Regions from separate parts of the Mus musculus genome. Here all the other regions are linked to region 3. Evidence: chromatin loops called from intact Hi-C (ENCODE). Cell type or tissue: left cerebral cortex. All regions are shown on one strand. Region 1 overlaps Hmga2 (high mobility group AT-hook 2). Region 2 holds the start of Hmga2 (high mobility group AT-hook 2). Region 3 overlaps Hmga2 (high mobility group AT-hook 2).

Region 1 (8,000 bases), 49 kb before region 3:
CATAACTCATCACTGTGCCTCAAGACGATATAAATTAGATACTCCGATGAGCTGTGTTCTCCTCGCGGCTAATTCTGTCTGAGCTGCTTTCCTTTAAAGGGAAAATCTGAAGAACGTCTGTAAAGACAGCCAGATAGATCAGTGACGCCTATTGCCTCCCCCGTGACTTCTTTTAGATTCTGATTCCCTGGTGGGTGTGCGTGTGCGTGCGTTTGTGTGTGTGTGTGTGTGAGAGAGAGAGAGAGAGAGAGAGAGAGAGAGAGAGATTTCACTTATATTATCCTTGGTACTTTCCTTTACAGACACACATTAGTGATTTCTACCTATGAGGCAATTGCATATATATATATATATATATATATATATATATATACACACATATATATATGTGTGTGTGTGTGTATATATGAATAAATGTATAGACATGTATATATTGCTATATACACAAAATATATGGGATGTATAGTATATCTTATTCTATACTATATACTGTATACTATATTCTATACTATATATACTGTTTACTATATACTATTCTATATATAGTGTATATAATATATACTATTATTTTCTCTCTCTCTCTCTATATATATATATACATATATATACATACATGTTTCTATGTATATAGCCTACACTGTAATACTCCACTATTGCACATGACTTCCCCTTCACTATAACATGTCTCTACTTTCCCTTACTCCTGACTTTACATCTGCATTGACATTCTGTGGTCATTTGCTCATCCAACAAATGTCCGAACATCTTGCCACTTTTTTTCCTTTCATCACTGAGCACGTTTGTTCTTGGACGCCCATCGGGATCACGTAGACGGCTCATAGAAAATAAATACCCATGCGAAGGTCTCCAAACCAAGTCAACAGAATGGATGGTGTGCGTGGCCAGTGCTCGTAGGCGTTTTGAAACACGTTCTCTAGGTCTGGATTGCAAGTGTATGCCAGTTTCCATGGTATTAAGGCTCTCCCGTAAAGAAACAGAATTCAAAAGAGATGCTCACAGCTGTCCCGGAGTTTAGGTGTTTTGTGTAAGCATATGTTTCTTCTCTCACTGTGGCTACGGTAGGAACCTCACCTCTGCATTTCACCCTTCTCTTAAAACATTGTTTTTTTTGTTCAGTGCGCCTTCCCTACAATCCGAAGAGTAGACTCGGAATCAATGCTTGCAAACCGCACAAGGTTATTAATCTCTAGACTGTGGTACATGCTGAGGCCTGTGATATCCTCTGACTCAAATATACAGCACCAGTCCTTATCCAGCATTTTTCGCATTTTATTTAGTTATACGACACTGGATATTTTTAGTACTGGTCAAATTGTGCTGGGTTTTTAGGTTTGGGACAACAAAGTGATTTTTTGATGCTGCTGTCTTATCACAAATTTGCATTTATCAATAACAATGCATGTACATATTTTAGTCACTCCCCCTGTATCCTTATATGTCTTTGAAAACTGTACTTTTATCCCAAGCAGTAGTGTTAGAGGAGCGCACGTTGGGGCTGCCTGCGTGGGTTTTGTCTAAGCAAAGCACCATTCTTTTGAGAGACAACTTTCTAGGGAAACCAACATCTCTATGGCTATTTTTAATTATGTAAAGGGGGGTCTACATGATGACTTAAGAGAAAACCTCATGACCCATGGGATTATTTAGTGACTTACTTTAATAGGTTCTACCTTCGTGTTCTGCATGTCTGTTCAAATCCAAACGGGAAGAAAAGAACAGGAGCTCCCAGGTGCTCTGCAAGCCTCTGCCACTGAGTTGTAGCCTAGCCCAGGAGAGGGATTCTCATACCTCCTTAGTTTACATTCTTGGAAATTGTGATTAATTTATACATTAGTTATATCTTCTTAAAGATCTCTGTCTTCAACAAACACAAATCCTATGCTTTTATATATACACTGTAGCTTAGACAAGGATCTTCAGGTTCATGGACCAAAAGAAGTAAGGGTACTTTTACCTCAATAGAGTTAGGTCTTTTCTTTTTTCTTTTTTTTTTAAAAGCAAGATCTGAGAGTTCAGGAATGGGAAACATTGACATAATTCCCAGTTGATCACCCTCACTGGAGGTGTTTTAGGATTTCACAGAACAAGTCAGCGATCAGCTATTTTCAGTCATATTATTAAGAGTCATTTACAACTAGTAAGTTATGTATCAAGTCAAAGGGGCTACAGGTGGTCAGGAGGGAAAGACAAAACTTAGCAGTTAAGAATTGGTAAAGCAGCCAGGCGTGGTGGCGCACGCCTTTAATCCCAGCACTTGGGAGGCAGAGGCAGGCGGATTTCTGAGTTCGAGGCCAGCCTGGTCTACAAAGTGAGTTCCAGGACAGCCAGAGCTACACAGAGAAACCCTGTCTCAAAAAACCTAAAAAAAAGAATTGGTAAAGCAACCCCATCATGGTGACGCACACCTTTAATCCCGGCACTCGGGAGGCAGAGGCAGGCGGATCTCTTAGTTCAAGGCCAGCCTGGTCTACAGAGTGAGTTCCAGGACAGCCAGGGCTATGTAGAAGAACCTTATCTTAAAACAAACAAACATACAAACAAAACCAGAACTTTGTAGAAAGACCTTCTCTCAAAACAGACAGACACCAAACAAACCCAAAAGGAAAGTATTGGTAAAACATACAATAAAATTAAAATATTTATTTACAGCCCTGACACAGTTTTATTTTGTACATTACTGATGCTTCTTTGACACCAAAGACCCTGATGGTTTCCTGTTGTTCACGGATTTGTTTATCTGCACACAAACATGGCCGCCCTGCAAGTGGACTCTGGCACTAGAAGTCGGCATAGCAAGTGCCTTTACCGGCTGAATTAGTTCACTGGCCTTGTCTGGAGTTTGTAATAATATAATCTCAGACTATCTCTATCTATCTATCTATCTATCTATCTATCTATCTATCTATCTATCTATACATACACACACACACACGCACACATACATACATATATATAATTCCTGGTTCTGAAGGATACAACAAATGTTCAATGCTTTTTCGACATTGTCATAATCAGAATAAGAAAATGCCAATTAAAGGCTTGGAAACCTTTCTCCATATGTATTTTGCTTGAGTTTTTTTTTTTTTTTGAGAATAATCACAAGGGGGCGTGTCTTACCTGAGCAGGCTTCTTCTGAACGACTTGTTGTGGCTGAGGGAGAAACAAACAAAAGAAGTGGTGTTAGTTTGCAGGGAGACCCAGGGAGGGAAGAACCTGAGTGTTCAGTGAGTTCATTCAGTGTGGCTGGGGACCTGCAAAGCAAGGAGAAAACTGAACACCCCGGAAGTTCATCTAAGTTAGAGAGCCTCCACATGTGGAGGAATGACAGAATAGGGTTAGTACTCATATCGGAATAGGCTTGCTATAGGAATAACTTGGTTTTAAGTCTGCTATCATAGAACTGGAAGAGTTGGAAGACTCTTTACCAAGATAAAGCTTACAAACCACGAAATTCACTCATTTGAAGTCAGTGAATTGAGAGGAATCTTTATTACGCAACTGGTGCATAATTAGCGCCGCAACCTAATTTGAGAACATTTTTAAATTTCCATAAAAGAAACTTTGTATCTATTTGTAGCCACTCCCCATGGCTCTCCACTTTCCTAGTCAACCTCCTGAGCTTAATTTAGCATCAGTCTGCCTTCTGTTACCTAAATTGCCTTGTTTCAGACATTTCATAGTGGAAGAATCATGCAACAGGTGCTTTTGTGTCTGTCTGTCTGTCTGTCTCTCTCTCTCTCTCTCTCTCTCTCTCTCTCTGTTTCCAGGTGAGGAGGGAAAGTCATATGGTAATATTTGAGATATTTGGATTTACAATCACCATGGAAACACACCCCTGGGTGTGTGTGTGTGTCTGTGAAAATGTTTCCGGAAAAGTTTTAGCCAGAGAGAAGACCCGCCCTCGAAGTTGTCACAGCAGCATCCCACTGTCTGTGTTCCAGACTGAAGTACGGAAGCTGAGCAACCACGCTCACCTCTCTGCGCCTCCAAACAGAGAGAGTAAAGCGGCCAGCTGCCTCGGGCTCCTGCCGCCCTCGTTTCCCCAGCCACTACGGAACTGTGTGTCCTTGAACCGTACGCCCACCTACATCCTTTCTGCCTTAATCTGTCAACCCTTTTGTAACAACTCCTATGACGTCAACAGTTAACTGGTTTGTATGGCAAGCAGTACTCCCCCATGTTACTTATCTGGATGCTCATTGGTTGGTGTCTACTTGGGCTGTTTCCACCTCTTGGCTACTGAGAGCATCTCCTGTGAGCTTTCATGGACATATTCCACCACGGTAGGCTTTCATTCATTGTGGGTCACCTAGGAGCGGTGTTGCTGAGTGGTAATGGCAATGCTCCACCCCCACCCGACTTGAGCAGTGGCCGGATGGCTTTCCAAAGCAGGCACACTATTTTATAGACCCACCACTGGTGCGGGAGAGAGTGTTCTAATCTTTTCCCCACGGATGTGCCAGCGCTTGTTAATCGTCTGTCGTTTTTTAAGTCTTGACTTCCAACCGGGTGGAAAGTTAAATGCCAATTTGAATTCCCCTCCTCACTAATTACACGAAACATCTTTCAAGTGCTTACTAAGTAGTCATCCATTCAAATGATTTGCTCATTAAAAAACAAGATGAAACAAAAAAAAAATTTTTTTTTCCAACATTGAGGCCTCTGCTGGCTACATTTTTGTCAATTTGACGCAGGTTAGGGTCATTTGAGAGGCAGAAACCTCATCTGAAAAAAATGCCTCCGTAAGATCAGGCTGTATGCAAGTCTGTTAAGCTTTTTCTTAATTAGTGATTGTTGGGGGAGAGCCTAGACCATTGTGGGTGGTGCCATCCTGGGCTGGTGGACCTGGGGTCTATAAGAAAGCAGGCTGAGCAAACCATGGGGAGCAAGCCAGTAAGCAGAGCCCTCTATGCCCTCTGCGTCAGCTCCTGCCTCCAGGTTCCTGCCTTGTATGAGTTCCTGTCCTGATTTCTTTCAGGGATGAACAGTGCTGTGGAAGTGTAAGCTGAATAAAAATCCCTCCCCGCCCCCGCCCCCCCACCAAGCTTGTTTTTGATCATGGTGTTTCATCACAGCAATAGAAACCCTGACTAAAAGACCTAGGGGTCCTTCTGCTGCTTTGGATATAGTCCTTTCTCAGATCTATAGTTTATTTTCATATCTATATCCATAATATCTATTTCCCCTTTTGAGTGAAACTTCTGAGATCTCTCTGCAGCCTGAATTAATTTTCCAATCAAGCTCCAGAAATTACTGTTATTCTTCAGTGAGACAAAAGACAGATCTGAAGTCCCAGACCTTTGCTAACTCACTTCCTGACAGCAGGGTTGTGTCTGATTATAAGCCCTGTTAATTCCATTTACACATTCCTGAAGTTTGCAAGTATAACCGAGCCACCTTTGACTTAGAGATTCAAGCCAAAGAGATGAAATTGCTCCAGTCCTTCAGAGACACGGGAGGTGGGTTAAACTCACTGTGTTCGGAATACAGAATGTCTGTAAGGGAGTGATGTTTTTCTTGGATCTTGAAATCATTATATAAAATTAGCAGAGTATTTTTTTTAAAAGATGGATGAGATTTTAAAAAGAGATATTTTCACTGTTAAAAAAAAAAAAGTCTGCCTCATGACTTTAATTCACAGCAGAGATAACAGCATCAAAGCCCAGGTTTTGAGATGTTTCCTTTTTTCCCTAGGCTGACTTGAACCCAGGAAGCACAGTGCGCTTCACGCCTCTTAGGAGTCAGAAGTGTGTGCCGAGAGAGTGCTCATTTTCAAAGGGTCGCTTTTAAGTCGAGACGGCCTTTCTTCCTCTTTTCCCCTGCCACTTACACCTGTACTTCTCCTCCCAGACCGTTTCGAATGCACACACATTCTCGAAGGCTGTCTGGCTCCGACCGCTCGTCAGCCCCCTCCTTTTTTGGCTAAGGAGCTCCATTCATGCGAGTCCTGAACAGCGCGTCTCAATGAAACTCCGAGAGGGCTGCCAGCTCGCCCAATTTTCCATGAATTAGGTCCTGACACTTCAGTGAGGAGAAAGACAATCTCTGAACTTTTGCCAGCCTTGGCTCCCAGCCTAGTTCATGTCACAGACCTTCTCCCGGCTACACTTAGACACAGCACTTCTTACTTCTCAGGCCACCAAACAAACAGACCCTTGAATGCCTTCAACGCGGGTTGCGGTTAAGGCCGCTGGGATGTTTTCCCAGCCGTTGGCACCCATTTGCTCCAGACTGTGCCCAGAAAGTTTTGTTGTTGCTGCTGCTGCTGTTCTTCTTCTTGTTATTTTGTTTTGTTTTTAGTTTTATGAATGGCTCTGGTCAGGAAAAACAGACCAAATCATAATATGACCGCCATTCATAAAAACAGAAAGGAAGTAAACTGCCAGCTGGATGCTTTCTGGGCAACAAATCGCGCCCACTTCTTTCTTATCTGCCTTGGAGCATCACTTAGCTCAGAGCTAAGTGTTGAGACAGGGAAGCAGACACACACTGGCCACTCCATCTTCCTCAGGACTGAGTGATAACTCTGCTTATTAATCTCTAGAGTGGATAGCTTTATGTTTTCATAAATCTTGATAAATATATAATATGCTGTACACACACACACACACACACACACACACACATCCTACAGAGAGGTAAAAATCCTTTATCCCTTGTCAAGGAAGGTATACTCCTCGTTGTTTTTATTTTCTCACCAGGAAACTAAGGCATAGAAACTTTAATCTCCCTGAGTTTATTTCTGAAACGGAAACAAACTGAACCCATTCATTCTCTCTCCTGAGGAAACCCCTTCACGTCCACAGACTAGACAAAGCAGTCTAGTCCAGGGCCAGCCCCAACGGAACAGCTGTGCTTTCTGGCCTACTTGGGGGTGGGGTTCACTGTGGGGGCCAAGCCCTGCTAGGTCAGCTCTTTCTTAGGGGCCGATGCCAATAGTCAATGATGCCAATAGTCAGTAGGAGCTGTCGAGGCCCAGGTAGACCAGTTCCCTCAGAATCTTCTCCTTCTAACAGTGGGAGATCTCATAATGATTGTTTTCCTGAAGAGGCAGCAACCTGTTTCAACTCCAATGGTTCTGTTTCTACTGAGTGTGTGCACACAGCAGGCTTGCTCAGTGCGGGCAGCTGGCTGGTCTTCAGCCTCTCCCTGCATGGAGAATTCACCACAAGAGACTGAAAGAACTTATTTGGGTTCCCTTCATTTAAACTTCTTGCATGTGAAGTCTAGATGCATGGGTATGTGTGGCATATATATGTTCACTGGTATGTGCACATAGAGTCTGGATGCATGTGTGTGTGCACATACACGTGGAGTCTATGTTCATCTGTGTGTGCACATCCATGTGTGTGTGCGCACATGGAGTCTAGATGCATGTGTATGTGTCGAGACACAGTTGTATCTGTGTTCACCTGTGTGTGTGTGTGTGTGCACATGCACATGTGTGTGTGCACGTGGAGTCTAGATGCCAGCGTCGGGTGTCTTCTTCCTCAGTAGTTCTCTGTCTAAATAGAGTTTTTTACACTTACATATTTTATGTCTGCATTCATTCACAGAGGCTCATGTATGGCTGCCATCACATAGATAGGAGTCCAGAGGACAACCTGTGGGGATTGGTTCTCTTTTACCATGTGGGTTCCATGGGACTCGGACTGTCCATCTTGACAGCAAGTAGCCTTTATTCACCAGCTACATGCATTGCCAGCCCTCTTTCTGAGACAGGGACTTTCAGTCAGCTTGGAGCTCACTTATTTGGCTGGGCTGGCTGATCGGCCCATTCCAGGAATCCATCCATCTCTGCCTGCCCAGCGAGGAGTTAGGGTCGTGAGCCAACATACCTGGCTTCTATGTGATGCTACTGGCCCTGAAGCTGGGACCTACCTAAGCTTGTGCTTCAGTTGCCTTATTCACCAACCCATCTCCCTGGACTCCACTCCAAACTTCTAAAATTCAGCTCATGAAGAAAATAACCTTCACCA
Region 2 (8,000 bases), 50 kb after region 3:
GCCCAGATGCAACTTGCATTCTATGCTTCGTTCTTAAGTCTGGCCATTGCACTTCAAGTCAAAGGGGGTGGGGACGAGGGAGTGCCAAGCAAACCTCTGAGATTATGAACTAGGGTTTCCTCATGCCTGAAATCTTTTAACATTCAACACCCTCAGAAGGGCTCAAATTTTACCGGCTTTGAAGCTTGAAGCTTAGTTTGATCTGTGGCCTGAAGTAGAGATTTTAGTGTCAACGCTCCAGCATTCTCTCCTGATTAAAAAGGAAGGACAAAATTCTAAACACAACATGAAGGAGGTGAAAATACGAAGCATCTCCAGTAAAGCCCCACCACAAGGGGAAACCAGAATGCAAAAGGCTAGGAGACACACCCACAATCTCAGGCAAACCATTTAGTTCAGAAGACGTCAACTTCTAATTCCTTTTTATTAAGGGTACATCCAAAGTGGAAGAGTTCCCAGGAATGACTAGCATGGACATACAAGGGTCAGCCATGGAATTAATTTTGATGGAAGAATAATTATCATCTCCTCCATACATTCTAAGCACAACAAATTGCCTTTTCTCAAATTTGTTTCTTGTATGTGTCACACAAAAATCAACCCTATTGAACTTTAAAGGACAGCTAATTTGCTAACTGTTCATCCACCTGGTCTTGCAGCATTCTGCATGTATCATCAAGTCTCTCGATGGTAATTTTCTAATGAGCAATTTTGTTTTCAAATGCCCAAGGCCAGATGCTTGGTCCAAGCATAAATTTAATTTTAAAAAAGGTTCCAAAAGTGCAAGAACATTTAAACAGCATCCATTAGGACTCCAGCGTACACTACATCTCTCCTTATTTGAAGGTTTGTTTCTCTCAAGTACTTACTAGCTCTGTGTGTGTCTATGTGTGTATGTCTGTGTATATATGTCTGTGTGTCTGTGTGTCTGTGTGTGTGTGTGTGTGTGTGTGTGTGTGTGTGATGATTCCCAGAGTTCAGAAAAATACTCACTTCATTAATCAAATAGAAGGCTTTCTCCCATGTATTCAGCTTAGTCTGGTAATGTATTTTCATCTTGTATGTTTTGAACTGCATAACTCTTTCTAAAAGGTCATTCTGCACCCTGCCCTGTTAGAATGCAGGACACAGTTGGTAGTCGTGTGTATAAAGCCATAGGAGAATCTCCAATAAAAACATCTGGAAGTGAAACACCTCAAAGTTATCCATTCCAGAGATGGCTTATCAATGTCCTCAGTCTCATCTTCTCCAAATGAAGTGTGATTTATAGAGCTGAAGAAAAATAACACGTACCTCCTAGGCTAATGGACTTATTCACATTTGTAACATTTATTTTACATTTGTAAACTGTTACATGTGTAAACTGTTACAATCTTACATTTTAACATTGTTAACATTTGTAACAGAAGTATGCTGCCTGGAAGATAGAAGGATTTCAGAGAAAGGTCTTCTATGAGGGGAGGGGGATTTGTGTTCTAGCAATTACCCAAGTATGTGTATGGACAAGAGGAATTACAGGAAGAGGGGCAGCCTAGTGGGGCCAGCTGTAGATACTTCTGGCTAAAGACACTGAAAACCAAACAAGCTTGGAAACGGATACGCTTTCTCTGTTTTGTTTTGTTTCCTTATATGTTAAACCAGGCACAAGTCTTACCATTCCTTTTGTCCACACTAAACCTTTTAAAGTGAAGAGGCCAGGATGAGACCACTCCGACCTATTCATTCAAGGGAAAGTGTTATACAGGGACATCAAGAGGATAATCTACCTTCATTCTTATATTAACTTTCAGATCATGTATTTGTGGTGAGTTTTAAAGATGCCTTAACTTATATTGTGATGAGGCATTTTCAGAGTGATTACATCATATTTTAAATATCTACTGATTGATACCAACCAAGACCCACCTGTACTGCCCCTGAGGACACAGGTAACTAAGTGTCACAGAAACATAACACAGAATCTTTTGGGTTTCAAAAAAGTCCTATTTTAGTTCATTTGTAAATAGAAGAAAGGGAAACCATTCATATTAGGAATATCAGATTATGTATTATTACTTAAATAACAAGGTTATTTAGAGACAACTGGGGGATAATTGGTTAAACATTCACTACTGATCTCAACTCTAAAAGGCAATTAATTCAAATGTTAAAGAAATCTGCTCTTTCAACTCAGTCCGACCCTGTTAAAATAAAACAGCCAGAAGTGATAATTACATCCTAAACGACTTTTCTACATCACTGGTGTCTATGACAGGAATGGACCACTGGGAAGCACCCCATAGAATGTGGTTAGTGCTACCCACCTCAACACAGGAAAATACACACAGGAGTTTAATTCCCCAAAGATGAGCACAGACTCTTTTTACACAAATGATATAGATTTCAATCCATTGAGAAGGTTTGTAGGGATTTATTTCTAATACTGAACCGTTACTTTCTATTACAATGCATACTTAATAAGATGCAAATTATTCTCTCTCTTTTTTTTAATAAAGGCCAAAAAGTGACATATAGTCTTCATCATTTCTCTTAATAGGCATTTACTATTAGGTAATTCCTCTTTTTGCTACCACACACGACCAACATGAAATGATTTTAAAGGTGTAATCTAAAGTCTGGTTTTTTGTTTATTTTTTTTAAATGATTGTCACACTTAACTGGTTTCTATTACATTCCACCACCACCACCACCACCACAAAAAAATATTAAATAAAGCAAGTCTTTGTTTTTAATACTTAAAATTGTCTGAGAGCACAACAGTTTGGGGGAAATTATGATACTACTATGCAGATCTGACCCAAATAGTATACTTATCACCACATTTAAGGCTGTAAAATTCATGAAACTCTTTTCAGTAACCCGTAATTGGATTTCTTTTTAATTAGCATCTATTTGGCAAGTACTTAACATTAATAGGGGGCGTGGCTTTGAGTCATCATGTAAATAGGCACTGAATAAATTAATCTCAATTATGTTTTCCCCAGAGGAAATTGCAGGAATATCACCACCTGTCAAAATCTCCAGCTTTGATTTATTCTCAACTAGCTCACCATGGAAGTAAATATTAACAATATCATTTCTGCCCCTGTCCCACCCAGCCCTCCCTCCCCCCATCCTCCCCCACCTCTTCAGGTTTACACTGTTTGATGGCTTTTTGTTTGTCTAAAACACTGTAGCGTCAAGAAGCTTTTAAGCTAAGCCTCAGCACAAGAGGGAGGGAAAAAGGTTAAGACCCATCTAACAAATACAGGAAAAAAAAAATGTCTTGGGTTACCCAGCTGAGACCAATCCTCATATTGTAGATTTAGAATGGAAACTTTACATGGAAGTCATTGATAACATTGGAAGAACTTGACATGAGAATTCTCACCTTCTGGGCTGCTTTAGAGGGGCTCTTGTTTTTGCTGCCTTTGGGTCTTCCTCTGGGTCTCTTAGGAGAGGGCTCACAGGTTGGCTCCTGATTGTAAAGAGGAGAGAAAAGCTGTTGTGGCTAGAGCGGCTGAAAGAACTTCACCCTGACTCTGGCTGTGCTCTCTGCCTGGACTGCTTCACCAACCTGCTGGAAGTCATTCGAGAAGGATGGTGGTACAGCCTTGACAAAAGGGGACACAGAGCCGTAGTTTGAACACCAGTGTTTAAGGAGGAAGCTACTCTACATGTGAAAACTGGATTATATTTCAAAATCAAAAGGATGGCAAGCCCCGGGTCAAGCTGCACAGTCTAGAAAAGCACATGTTTTTAAAGGTACAAAGTAGAATCTACATAATAAACATTTTATATGACTACTGCTACGTATTTCTAAACAACAAAAATTGTCATAAATAGATGGAAAGATAGGAGAGAGAGAGAGAGAGAGAGAGAGAGAGAGAGAGAGAGAGAGAAAGCATGGGCTGCAGTCACCTCTATGTGCCTGTGTTCCAGGTGGTTTAGGATTCAACCCACACAGTCTGAGTGAAATATTGGAGCGATTATCCAAACTCTTCAGCTCAGAATAATTCCACACCCCCTAAAATTTCCAAATAATTATGGTAAATCTGAGGTGGAAGGTTTTGCTTGAATTATCTAGATAATTGCTTCAATTCTCCACTTCCTTTTGGAGAGACAGGCATGATCTTCAGTCGAAATTTAAATATCTTTTTACAAAAATAAACATGTTGTCCTCAAACCTTTTTTTAAAGAGACTTTTGGGCGGGAGGGGGGGGGTGGACTGGAAAGAAAAACGGGGTAGTGGGGAGAAAAATCCAAGTATCTGGGAAAGAGAAATTGAAACAGCCACGAGGTCACCAGGTATATTAACGTTTGACTTTATTGGGTGCTAGGCTAAGTAGCCAATACTCAGGCAATTAAGAAAAAGCGATAGATTTGCCGCGGACGCTGAACGTCTCTCCGGTGAATCATCTACTCTCGTTTCATTCAGATTGGGTGCTTAAACGAGACTAATTACAACTCCGGAGCGTTCTCCGTGGAAGTTCGCAAGCTAGAGAGCGGGGGAGGGGGAGAGCGGAGGGGGGTGCTTAGAAACTTCCATTGGACACCAGCGCCAGTGGGCACTTAGAGCAAACACATCGGAAACACATTTTTCTTTGTGAACTCGGCCTTCACTCAAAGGTAAAAACTCCCAGCCGCCTCCGGATCTCAATGCGTTTTCCTTTAGCCTTTGGGGGAGGGGTGCGATTAGTAGGATTCAGAAAACCTGGGTGGCTGGTGGGAAGCAAGGGGGTAGAGCGGAGACTTCCTGGGAGGTGTAAAACGGGATCCCAAAGCACTGTAAAGTGTCGCTAAGGGCAGAGCGGGAAATCTCGGCGGCCTCTAGATTAGTTTGTTTCCTTTGATGATTTCCCAAAAGGTACACTCCTTGTTTTTCTAAAACACACCAACAAACTTTCTTCGATTTCCCACCTAGCTCTACGGGGGCAATTTAGGACTATTTTCTAATCCGCCTATTGGCCCGAGGGAAGCGATTTAAAGCAAAAGAAAAAATGGGAAGTTTTTGGTTTTTTTTAAAGGCCGGGAAGGGAGTTTTACTGTTCTCAATAGACGCGTCCTTAGGCTTGGAAATTGCTGCGAACGTCCCAACCCCCTGCCCGCCCGCCCGCCCGCCCCCGGCCCTGGGCGCTGCGCACAACTCTGCAACAGCCGGCTTGCACTCTTAATTGGTTGCATCCGCAGACAAAACCCTCCATTCCGCGGGGTCCTGGGTGCCCCTCGACCGTCCCTTCCCAGCCCCCAGCCACTCGCCCAAGAGGAAGCTAAAACTTGGGCTGCTCAGAGGAGCGGGATCGAGGAGCCAAAGAGGGACCCGACTCCTGGCGGGGAAGCGACCCTGGCTACCGTGCACTTTCCTTCCAGAGCTCCCTGGGCGAAGCGCGTTTCCCGGGCCCGCGGGGGCCTGGGATCCTCCGGGATCCTTTCCCCGCCAGCCCCGGCGGCTGTAGCAGCTCGGCAGGCATTTAAATATCCTCGGGAGGAGCACCAGGCGGGCAGTCGGCTCCGCACGCGTTCTTTGTCGGGAGGGCGCGAGCCTTGGGCCATGGAGTGTGGGGAGGGCACCGAGGGGGCGGCCGCGGCGCATCAGCCTCCTACGGGAAGGCGGCCCCGAGAAGCCGGAGAAAGCCGCGGGTCTAAGAGCTTCGGACTCGCAGTCCTGCCCCTCCTGAACTCCCCAGTCCCCCCAGTCGCCAAAGCGGCTGACAAAGCGACGCTTTTATTCTTTGGGACCCCCGAGGCTCGATGCCCCCCCCCCGAGCCACGCCGCGCCGCTCCGGGGCTGCGCACAATAGCGAAAGTCCCTGTCCACGATTCGCGCGACCCCACCTCCACCGGGTGGCTACGGCTCGCCGCGGGACCCCAGCTCTTGGAGCCGGGGAGCGCGGGTACCCGGAGAGACTGCGCCGCGCACTCTCCAGGGGAACTCGGTCTCCCGCCCCACCTACACCCGGGTGGCAGGCGGGCTAGCTTGCGCTGCCGTAGCCGCTGCGCTCCCGCGCTCCGGTCGCCCGGCGTGTCGCGGGGCCCCGGGGGCAGAGGCGTCGCGGGTGGGCTGAGTGGCCCCTCCGCGTCGGCGTACTGACTTGCTGCTGCTTCCTGGGTCGGCCGCGTCCTCGCTTCTGTGGCACCGGGGCGGCAGGTTGTCCCTGGGCTGATGTGGACGGCTGCCCGGCGCCCTCACCGCGTGCGCTCATCCTGCCTCCCGCCGCCGCTACCACTGCCTCTACCGGTACCGCCGCTGCAGCCGCTCGGCCTCCGCCGCCCCGAATCCGCCCAGCACCTTTCGGGAGACGGGATGTAGAGAGCTGGAGAGGGCAAGAGCGGCGAGAGCAGGCGAGCTGGCGAGTGCGCCGGGGACTACTGCTGCTGCTTAGGCTGCCGCCGCTGCCACCATCAACACCGGACGTCCAGCGGCTGCCAAAAAGAGAGAGGGGAGGAGGAAGAGAGGAGGAGGAGAGGAGGAGGAGGAAAGGAGGAGGCGCTGCGGGCAGTGGGTGGCGGAGGTAGAGGTGGAGGTAGGGAGAGGAGGCGGGAAGCGAAGGAGAGGGAAGAGTTGGAGGCGGAGAGGGTTGCTCTCTCCGCAAAGGCTCGGGAGTTGCGGGTACTGGGACGCTCGGCAGCGGCTTGGAGAGGGAAGAGACTTGGAGTGAATTGTGTCCCTTGAAATGTTAGGCGGGGAAAGAATTCCGCCTCCTCTCCCCCACCCCAGAGGGAGAGAGAGGGAGGGGGGCGGGAAGGAGAGACAGAGACGCAGAGAGCCAGAGAGAGACACAGAGAAGAGGGACAGAGACAGAAACTCAGAGAGAGACAGAGACAAAGAGACAGAACGGGACAGAGATAGAGACTGACTAGTGCGGTCAGAAACCGAGGAGAGAGTGGAAGTTTCTGCCAGGATCCGGTAGGGCGCCCAGCTCAGCTCTAGCAAGGAACAGAGCAGTGGGTGGCACCGCGCCTCCTCGGGTGGCGGGGTCAGGCGGCGGCACTGCACAGATGCAGAGGGACAAGCTGCTGGCCTCTGCGCTCTGCACCCGGAGCCCAAGTTTTGCCCGTGCTGCAAGTTTTCAGAGTTCCTGCCCGGGATTCAAGAGGGATGAGTGTGTGCGTGCGTGTGCGTGTGTGTACACGCGCGCTCGCACTTGCGGAGGGGGTGGCGGGAACGGGGAGTGCCCACCTCTGATCGTGGGCGGATAAAGGGGAGGGGGCTGCAGGAGAAGCAAGAGGAGGGGGCAGGCCAGGCGGACAGCCGAGCCCAGGCGCCTGGCCGCGGGCCAGAGGCAGCGTTCGAAACACAACTGCCTCGAAGGCGGCGGCGCCCGGTTGCCACCCGGAGCCCCGGCTCACGTGCTCCCGCCAGCAGTGGGGTTAAAAAGACAGGGCCTAGGCTCTCCTGCCGGATCGCCGCTGGAGGCCACCCCTGAGCGGCTGTCCTAGGAAGGCGAAAGAAAATGACTATCTCAGAGTCACCCTGGAGAGCTTGGCTTCTACCTGTGCTTCCACCGAGGGTTGCCCGAAGTTTCCGGAAGCATTCAGGGTCAACCGCCGCTGTCTACTATTTCAGCCCCGGGAAAAGAGCGACCAAGGAGTCGGAGCGCCCCTTGCGACCCCCCCCCCCCCCCCGCTCCACTGAGAAATGCCCTCACCCCAGAGTGCACGGGCCGGCGCACAAACAAGCGTGCACAAAGATACACGGGCCCACGCGTGTGATCGCAGACAAGCTTGCACGAAAATTCATGTGTGCGCGCACACACACTTCACTGGCAAGCAGGCATGCAAACAAACCCGTGCTTAAGCACACACTACCAGACACACGATGGTGCCAGTAAGCACATTCGCAACAAAAGCACACACTTGCACACTATACACAGGAACACCGAGTGTGCCAGCTCCTTTATCGAGGTCCCCTCCCCCAGGACTGACTCCTGGAGCAGGCGCTGCACCCCCGTGCTGGGACGCCCATAACTCTATGGGATATTACCGATCACTTATCCTTCCACCGCACCAATTGCCTGAAG
Region 3 (8,000 bases):
TGGGGTCTTTGGGAGCCACTAGTTTGTGACCCTGCCACCTTTGCAAGAACGAAAGCCTCAGGAGAGAAGGATGTTTTGAAGACAAATCCTACTTTACAGATAATCCAAAAAGGATTAAAAATGGTTTTTTAGATTTACCTTGTTTTACGTGTAAGAGCATTTTGCATGAGGTGTGCGTGTGCACCATGTGCCTGCGTGCGTGCCTGCATGCCCAGTGTAGGCAGAGGTCAGAAGAGGCCGTAGAATCCTCTGGAATTGGAGTTAGGGATGGCTGTGAGCCAGCATGTAGGTGCTGGAAATTTAACTGGAGCTTTCAACAACAGCAAGCACTCCTGACCTCGGAGCCGTCTCTCCTGACCTCGGAGCCGTCTCTCCAACTGCAAATTTTAATGCTACCTTTTATTTTTATTTTTTTTAAAGATTATTTTTCCAAGTGTTAGGCTTGTACTTTCAAGGAGGAAAAAAAATTTAAAAACACATGGAGGAAATGAATCTTACAACAAAAGAGGAGGCTGTGTTCTTTCCCAAAACATCCCTTTGAGCTCTTTCCACAAAGGGTTGAATTGTGGGCTGCCCTGTCACCAAGGAACTTGTCATGAAACCAAATGCCTGGTATTTTAGTTGTGACCACACCTTGTGAGAAGACAGTCAAAGTGGCTGTGAACAGAGCGGGGCTTGCTACGGTCCTTGAAAGATTCCCTGTATTAACAGCAATTAAAGAGTTGAGATGTAATTTCAACCCTTCGTGCAGGGACCCTGCCTCACCTTCAGCAGGAAATGGGGCCTGAGTCAGTGGGGCATGGCTATAATAGGAGCCTGGGAGTGGGGTGCAGCGGAGCCATCAGTATAAATCTGTCATAGACACACTCGAAGAGGAAGAAGGGCCTCCACACACTGTGGTCTTTACACTTTCTGATGCAGATACTGATTTATGGCGCACGGGAAGCAGAGAGCCTTTGAGCCTTGGGAATCAAGGCCATTTTGTAGGTTTCCGCCCGTCCCGAAGAACTACACATTTATAATTGTGCTTAAAGTCAGACTCCTTCCAGCCCCAGGAGGCAGCACCATTTGGTGGAAATAAAACTAAGGACTTTTCCCAACAGCTGGCCGGTCCTAGTTTTAAGTTTTAACAACAGGATGAATGGATTTGGAGCACCGTGGAAGGCATCGGAAAGTATTATGCCAGACTTTCAGAGACCCTCTAGGCCCTAGCTACCCTGTTCCCATGTATATCAGGTTCATTCCAAGACAACCAGCCCCACTTTGAAGAGTTCCCGGGCTCTGTTACCCCATATCGATGACTCGCTCACGGAGATAACTTAAAATTAATCCAGCTGAGACCAATGTCTCTGAAAAACTGTCTCCAGAATTTCAGGCAAGGGGAGAAAGAAGAAAGAAAGAAAGAAAGAAAGAAAGAGAGAGAGAGAGAGAGAGAGAGAGAGAGAGAGGAAGGAAGGAAGGAAGGAAGGAAGGAAGGAAGGAAGAAAGAAAGAAAGAAAGAAAGAAAGAAAGAAAGAAAGAAAGAAAGAAAGAAAGGAAGGGAAAGGAAAAGAAAAAAAGAAAGAAAGAAAGAGAGAGAGAGAGAGAGAGAGAGAGAGAGAGGGAGGGAAGAAAGAGTCAGCTAACAATATATGAAATACCAGCTCAGAGTTAGTGTTAATTAATTAAAAACACAGTTTCAAAGTACCCCTAATAGAAGACTTCCTCTATGCAGTGAGTATCTGATACAGAGAACGACTCAAACATTTAAAAAAAAAAATCACACTCAGGGCGACTCTCGTGGTGCTGGCAGGGCCAAGTTCAATATTTTCCCTGTGAGGCATGCCTGTACTATAAAAAGAATGTGATGTTTGAAAACTAGTGTCTCTGCTCCGGGCTGCCATTCAAAGCCTCCCCCTAGCTCGCCAGCCACATTTCAAGAGTACAGTATGAATCACGATCATGTGATGAGCCCCTCCTTGCCAAATTCTTTCATGCTGCTACCACAGTGTGTTCCCTCTTAGGTCTCTGCCAGCAGCTCCTGTCCCTTAGCCAAGACCATCATCGTGAGTACTGGTGGAGAGGCACAGAGCCCTTTGCTCCCGGCTCCCCAGTCAGGAGACACGGAGGCGCATTCTTATAAACGGCTGATCTGACAGGGGCGAGGGACAATTGAGAGATGGGGCAGAGAAACAGTAGCAGAGAGGATGAGATGCGCAGAAAGCGGGTTGCCGAACCGGGAAGGTTGTCTCTGTCAGGCTGGCACGGGATTGGGTTCCTGAAACTCAAATCATTGAATTCTCCTGATACCTCTATCAGGGGAATCGCCACCGACTTTCGGTGGGGATACTGAGGCCTGACACGTGACATGCAGCAGGCCCACAGCAAAGAGAGGCGGAGAGGGCTGGAACTCTGACCTATCCAGGCATCTTACCTATCTCGACTGTACTCCTGATTCATCAGCTCACAGTTGGAACATCTGTCAAGTCCTTTGACCATCTTGGGCTGCCTACAGGTTTAGGGTACCTCTTTCAACGGGACATACCATATGTTGGCAAGTATCTGTCACCCAGATGAACAATCACAGGGTCATTCCTCCACAGTCCTTGTCACAGAACCATTCTTAAGCCTTATTGTCACCCCAAATGCTACTCCGGGGTCACCATGGAAACCAGGAGTGTATGGAGAAAAATATTGTCCTTTTTTTCTTTTTTTCACATGGTGAATCACTTCTGATGGAGCCACTCACGGTTTATCCTGTCCTTACCACGGGTTTCCTCTGTATTCGTTTATTGCTGTGGTTAACTGCAGATGGCTTGCCAGTTTTCTGTGAGTCTTCTGTAAGCCTGGCACTATGTGGAGCCTCAGGAGGCAGACATGAATAGTGAACCTGGGATGCTCTCTGGAGTTACAATGCCTGTTTATCCCAGCCTTTCTAAAAGGCCTGTTAGGTCCTAGGGTTTGGCATCAAAGCAGTGTTTACATCAGAAAGAAGCAAAGGGCAGATGAAGGAGCTGAAGGAAACACAGAAGCAACAGTTGTGTGGACCTACCCACCGCAGCCTGAGCTGGGGAGAAACTCAGTATTTCTATTCTGCACGAGGGCAAAAATCTGTGTGGAAGTATGGAAAAATGATGGCCCATGTGCCTCCTTTGAGACAGCTGTGTGATACAGCTGTTCCCCGTCACCCCCACCCCGCCCCCATCACCCTACCCCAAGGTCTATGTTTCACACAGAATGTTAGAAATGTACTAATTTGGAACGACACCAGATGTTAGCTTTGCTCTTTCCCATTGACCAAGTCATAAGAACATGTTCCTAAAAGAATAGGAAGGATTATGTAAGGACTCTAGCCCACGCCTACGAACATATTCTGCCCACTTCACCCAACAAACATCAGTTATACAGCAAGGACATCTCAGGCTTTGCTAAGGGCTGGGTACCCAGAGATGTGTAAACTATGGTTTCTATCCTAGGGGAGCTGAGATTACTAAGATTGTAAGATATTTTAAGTTCACTATTTCAGTTGTACCCTATGCCTGATAACTACTAAGTCTGCAACATATTTGGGAGGGTGGTATTTGGGCAACTCTCCCTGGACTAAGTTGATTCGTAGCTAAAACCAGCCCACAGGGATTTGTTTCTTCCCGCCTCTGTGACTTGGTGATGCCACTGCTCTGTGAAGCCTTACCTATTGTGATGATTATGAAAAAAATAAATGTAGGTAGAACAGAATGAGAAAGGTCATTTGGATTTCCTTTAGAGGGGAGAGCAGAGGAAGTTTCCAGGGTGACTGGCCACAGAAGTGGGTCGAGAACATAGAAGCAGGTGGTAAAACAGGACCCCTCTGACGCCCAGCTGCCCTGCCTGCGCTGTTGCTGTTGGCCATCGGTGACTTCATCTCTGTGTCTTGCTTCTTTCAACAGTAGGATGAGGCTGATGGCAACGCTTATCTCATGGGATTTCTCAAAGGAAACAAATCCTCACAAGAGGCCCGGTATGTGCTTTCCCATGACCTAATCCACTTCCCAACTCAGGTTTGTCAACAGCCACCTACCCACGGCTCTAAAGTCACAGGCTGATGGGCCTGCCGCTCTGTCAGCTGCAGTCCTCTGCCCCACTCCCCGCTGGCCTTCAGTACTATGTTTCATAGCATCCTCAGACCAGAAGCGTCTCTCTCTCTCTCTCTCTCTCTCTCTCTCTCTCTCTCTCCAGCCCATCTGCTTCTATCCAGAGGTGTGCATGTTTGAACTCTCACTGATTAGGATGCGTGTTTACTATGTTAGTAGTATGCCGGTTGCATCATGAGCCTCCTGTGAACTACAGCAGCTCTGAGCATCCATTGCTCTGTCCTAGCAAGAAGTGCAGAACCACACTGGAAGCTTGTGGTATAAATTCTTTTTCTTGGGGGAGGGGGGGTGCGGTGGGGGAGGGCATATGGATTGACTGCTCTTCCAGAGGTCTTGAGTTCAATTCCCAGCAACCACATGGTGGCTCACAACCATCTGTAATAGAATCTGATGCCCTCTTCTGGTGTGTCTGAAGACAGCCACAGTGTACTCATAATAAAAAAAAATAATAATTTCTTTTTTTAAAAAAGTTCTTTTTTGGCAGGGGGACTTGGGGGGATGATAATAATCCTGTGTTCATTCCACCAAATTTTAGCAAAATCCAAATGACCTAGGGGCCTAGGAAGATGGCTCAGTGGCTGACCGTCCAGAAGACCAGGGTTCTAGTCCCAGTACCTACACAGTGGCTCAAAACCATACGTAGCTCTGTGAGATTCCTGGGGGTCTGACACCCTCTTCTGGCACCTGTAGGCACCAAGCAAGAATGTAGTGCACAGACATGCATGCAGGCAAAACATCCATACACATTAAATAAATAAATAAGACTTAAAAAAAAAATCCAAATGAGAGAAATCTTGACTACCCAACTACCTATCAGAATTCTCAAAGTCATGTGACAGATACAAATATGAAGTATGGGACTGAGTGGTACAACCTGGCAGGAAGATCACAAGTTCAAGGTCAGCCTAGGCTGGAACTCAGGGCCAACCTAGTCAACTTGATGTGAAAAGATGAGACCCTGTTTCAGAAAGATGTTAATGAGCAGGGTCAGTGAGGCGCTCCGTGGGTAAAGGCTCTTGCTCCCAACTCTGACAATTTGAGTCTGTCAGACAAGTCCCAGAGCCCACATGACGGAAGGAGAGACTCGATCCCTGCAGACTGCCCTCTGACCTGCACTGCTCACACACACACACACACACACACACACACACACACACACACACACACGTAACACCGTGAATTCAGCCACATGCCCGAGTTGGGTTTGAATCCACATCCCCTCCTGTGACCTCTATGTTGTCTTGTAGCCAACTGATGCCCTGCAAGAAAGGTGGATTGAGAGGATCTCCCTTCTAACAGATACAGGATGGACGAAGGAGCTGAAGGGAACACAGAAGCAGCTGTTGTGTGGACCTACCCACAGCAGCCTGAACAAGATGATGGCAGGAGGGACAAAGGGAGCCTGAGAGCCTTCACCTCAACGGACAAGTCAGTCGGAAACAGCCTAAGAGCAACCTTTGCAACCCTGGCTCAGCACCCCAGCTTCTCCACGGGTCACCCTTTCATGTTGCATGCTGCTTACACAACAGCCATGGGGTACACGTGCCACCCATGCTTAAGAATCTGGTCTTTTTCTTAATCAATGCAATCCAGGGACTCCCCTTCAACAAGGGTAGTCTTGTGGCACGCAACTTGACATTACCCGACCACGGGGTTTTGAAAATGTACTGTTAGTCACCACTGTTCTTATTATTTCTGTTATTGTGACTTGAGGCAGGAAAATATGGAAGGGGCAGCCAGCCTTGCAAATTCCAGCCATCTCACTTATTCCCCAGGAGCATACACCTTCCAGAGACCAGGGCACAGGCAAACAAGGGAATGAGACACACATCGGCTCATGTGACAAATCGCAGCATTTGCCAGATGGAAGAGAATGAAAGCTCGGAGGAAAATATTTTGTTTTCAATCTACAAGGATATTAATAAAAACTCAAGCCCAGTACTGTGGCTACAGTTCCCAGGGAGAACTGTGCTCTGCGGCCAAAAGAGCAGAACAACAGACTCTTGTGTCTCTGAACTGTGTATCTCGTGATGTCATTGAAAACTCCACGAGTCATCACAGCTGCCTGGAAAGCATGGCTGGCTCGCTTCAACCTGGGCACCAGGAGAGAAAACCCGAGGACGGATTTCCGCGGCAGAATTTGTAATTAAGACACAGTAAAGCCAATGAATGCAGTTTGACCCGTCATAGGACGATTCAAAAGCAAAACCCTTTTTCCGGATAAAAATCCTAAGAAACTGCAATTAAATTAAAACAAAACTAAATTTCCCATAGGGCCAGAAGGGAAGATAGAGAAACATACACACTTCATTAAAAAAAAAAAAAGATGACTCTCAATGCAAATAGAATTCATGGTACAGACAGAAGAAAGGGGGCAAATTATACATTGGCAGCATCTAGAAATCCAATCCCAGAAGGCTTGCTCTGTTTGTATTTGACACCACTGGAAGAAAATTCCCATTTGGAAGCCACAAGTGGTTGATGCTTTAGGTCAGCATTTCTGCTCCAGGTGCACTGTGAGCCACTTTACATACGAACGAACTTACTGGCCTCAACAGCCATTATGGACAGTGTTATTGATTCCATGGGGGCAAGTAGCCTGGACAACAAAGCCAGAGTCTGAGAAACTGCTTGAAAGCAAGAACAAACAAGACTGGCCATTGTTCATTGCGCTGTAGCTGGAAATATTTACAGTTTTGAAGGTATCCCTGGCAATAAGGGCACCCAGCCTTTAATTCACAGGTGACAAAAAAAACAAAACAAAACAAAACAAAAAAACAACAAAAAAACAAAAACAAAAACCAGGGTGCAGAAGTATTCATCTATGTCACACTTAGAAAAAAGGCAGAGATTAAGAGGCAACCAGGATGTAGCACAGGGGCTGAGAGCACAGGGTACTCACTGGTTAACACACCCCCCCCCCAGCTTCTCCTTAAGTTACTGAACCGCTAAAGCCCTGCCTTCCTTCCCGTCAGGGCGTCTCACTGGGCTGTAGACATCCAGTGAGCTACAGTAAAGCCCTCGTACAATGCCTGGCATCCAGGGAGGGCTGACGATATATCCGATGCTGTTACATTGATCAGTATTCAACAAGTCACAGGTTGGTTTCTGAGAGACAAAACACTCTGAGAGCCAGGGGATTAAGTTTCTTATGTCTACGCAGTCCTTATCCCCAAGGAGACAAAATTTGTATTAGCAATAGCGTTTTGTCCTAAGGTACTATTATTCACCATTGTCCACCTTGATCTTCATCTTCTACCCCTAGGACAATCCTTCCATCCTCAAGGAAGTGTTTTCTATCTAAATATCACTTTGAACTTGAACTTTGGAAACTCCTAGGCGCCATCATTGAACGGGAGAAGTCTGAACACAGACACTGTTGTTTACCTGTGTCCTCCTACTTCAAGCTGGGTTCTTCATGGAAACAAGTAGGCACCAGGCATGCAGTCACTGCAGCTCATATGTGAGGAGGTCAGAGGACAGCCTCTATTACATAGGCTCAGGGGACTGAACTTGGGTCATTTGGTTTGGAGGCAAGCACCTTTACCAATTAAGCTATCTTGCCTGCCCAGTCACTGTGATCTCAATTGAAACGTATTCCTTAAGGGGGTGGGGGAATAAAAAAACGCTACTCTGTCTTAGAAAACCTCTTTTAACTGAGCGGATACTTAACAATTCCCTGCCCTTCTTGTTACACCTGCAAAGCAAACTCAAGTCTTACTGGGGACCCAGCAACGCTGACCGGAGGCTCCAGTGATGGGCACAATGCCACCTTCTTTGTTTACACTTTCTCATTCAGTCCATACGACCCTTAAAAACTATGACTGGCTCCCCATCTTCCAGATGAGATATAAAGATATGAGATATGAATGGATTAAAGCACTCTGTCAA

What was found. Hi-C counts contacts between places; a loop is a spot of excess contacts. Peaks named below come from ENCODE experiments on the same cell type or tissue, not always from the same donor. Only the 100,000 strongest peaks of a DNase experiment are listed, where the experiment ranks them.
Region 1: it touches region 3 in a loop (2.2-fold over the local background); 2 of 42 quality-filtered maps call a loop at or near these places.
Region 2: a loop joins it to region 3, with 2.0 times the contacts of the local background. A loop is called at or near these places in 6 of 42 quality-filtered maps.

What each region holds. Positions count from the first base shown.
Region 1 is chr10:120,371,530-120,379,529 of GRCm38, forward strand. It overlaps Hmga2 (high mobility group AT-hook 2), which reads right to left. Exons shown (of 5, transcript NM_010441.3): 4 at 3,139-3,171. The region is part of intron 3 of 1700006J14Rik (a long non-coding RNA gene); the gene reads left to right. Among named protein-coding and RNA genes, the nearest start is that of Gm40783, 11 kb to the left of the region's middle. In left cerebral cortex, no CTCF peak of the experiment used is centred here; DNase peaks (open chromatin) are centred at 990, 4,254 and 6,086.
Region 2 is chr10:120,469,882-120,477,881 of GRCm38, forward strand. Hmga2 (high mobility group AT-hook 2) reads right to left here and starts at 6,588. Exons shown (of 5, transcript NM_010441.3): 1 at 6,072-6,588; 2 at 3,371-3,457. The coding sequence starts at 6,182. In left cerebral cortex, no CTCF peak of the experiment used is centred here; DNase peaks (open chromatin) are centred at 4,845, 6,158 and 6,379; H3K4me3 peaks cover 1,802 bases.
Region 3 is chr10:120,420,276-120,428,275 of GRCm38, forward strand. The region is part of intron 3 of Hmga2 (high mobility group AT-hook 2); the gene reads right to left. Among named protein-coding and RNA genes, the nearest start is that of Mir763, 24 kb to the right of the region's middle. In left cerebral cortex, a CTCF peak has its summit at 4,537 (motif pointing left); DNase peaks (open chromatin) are centred at 1,939, 2,649 and 6,060.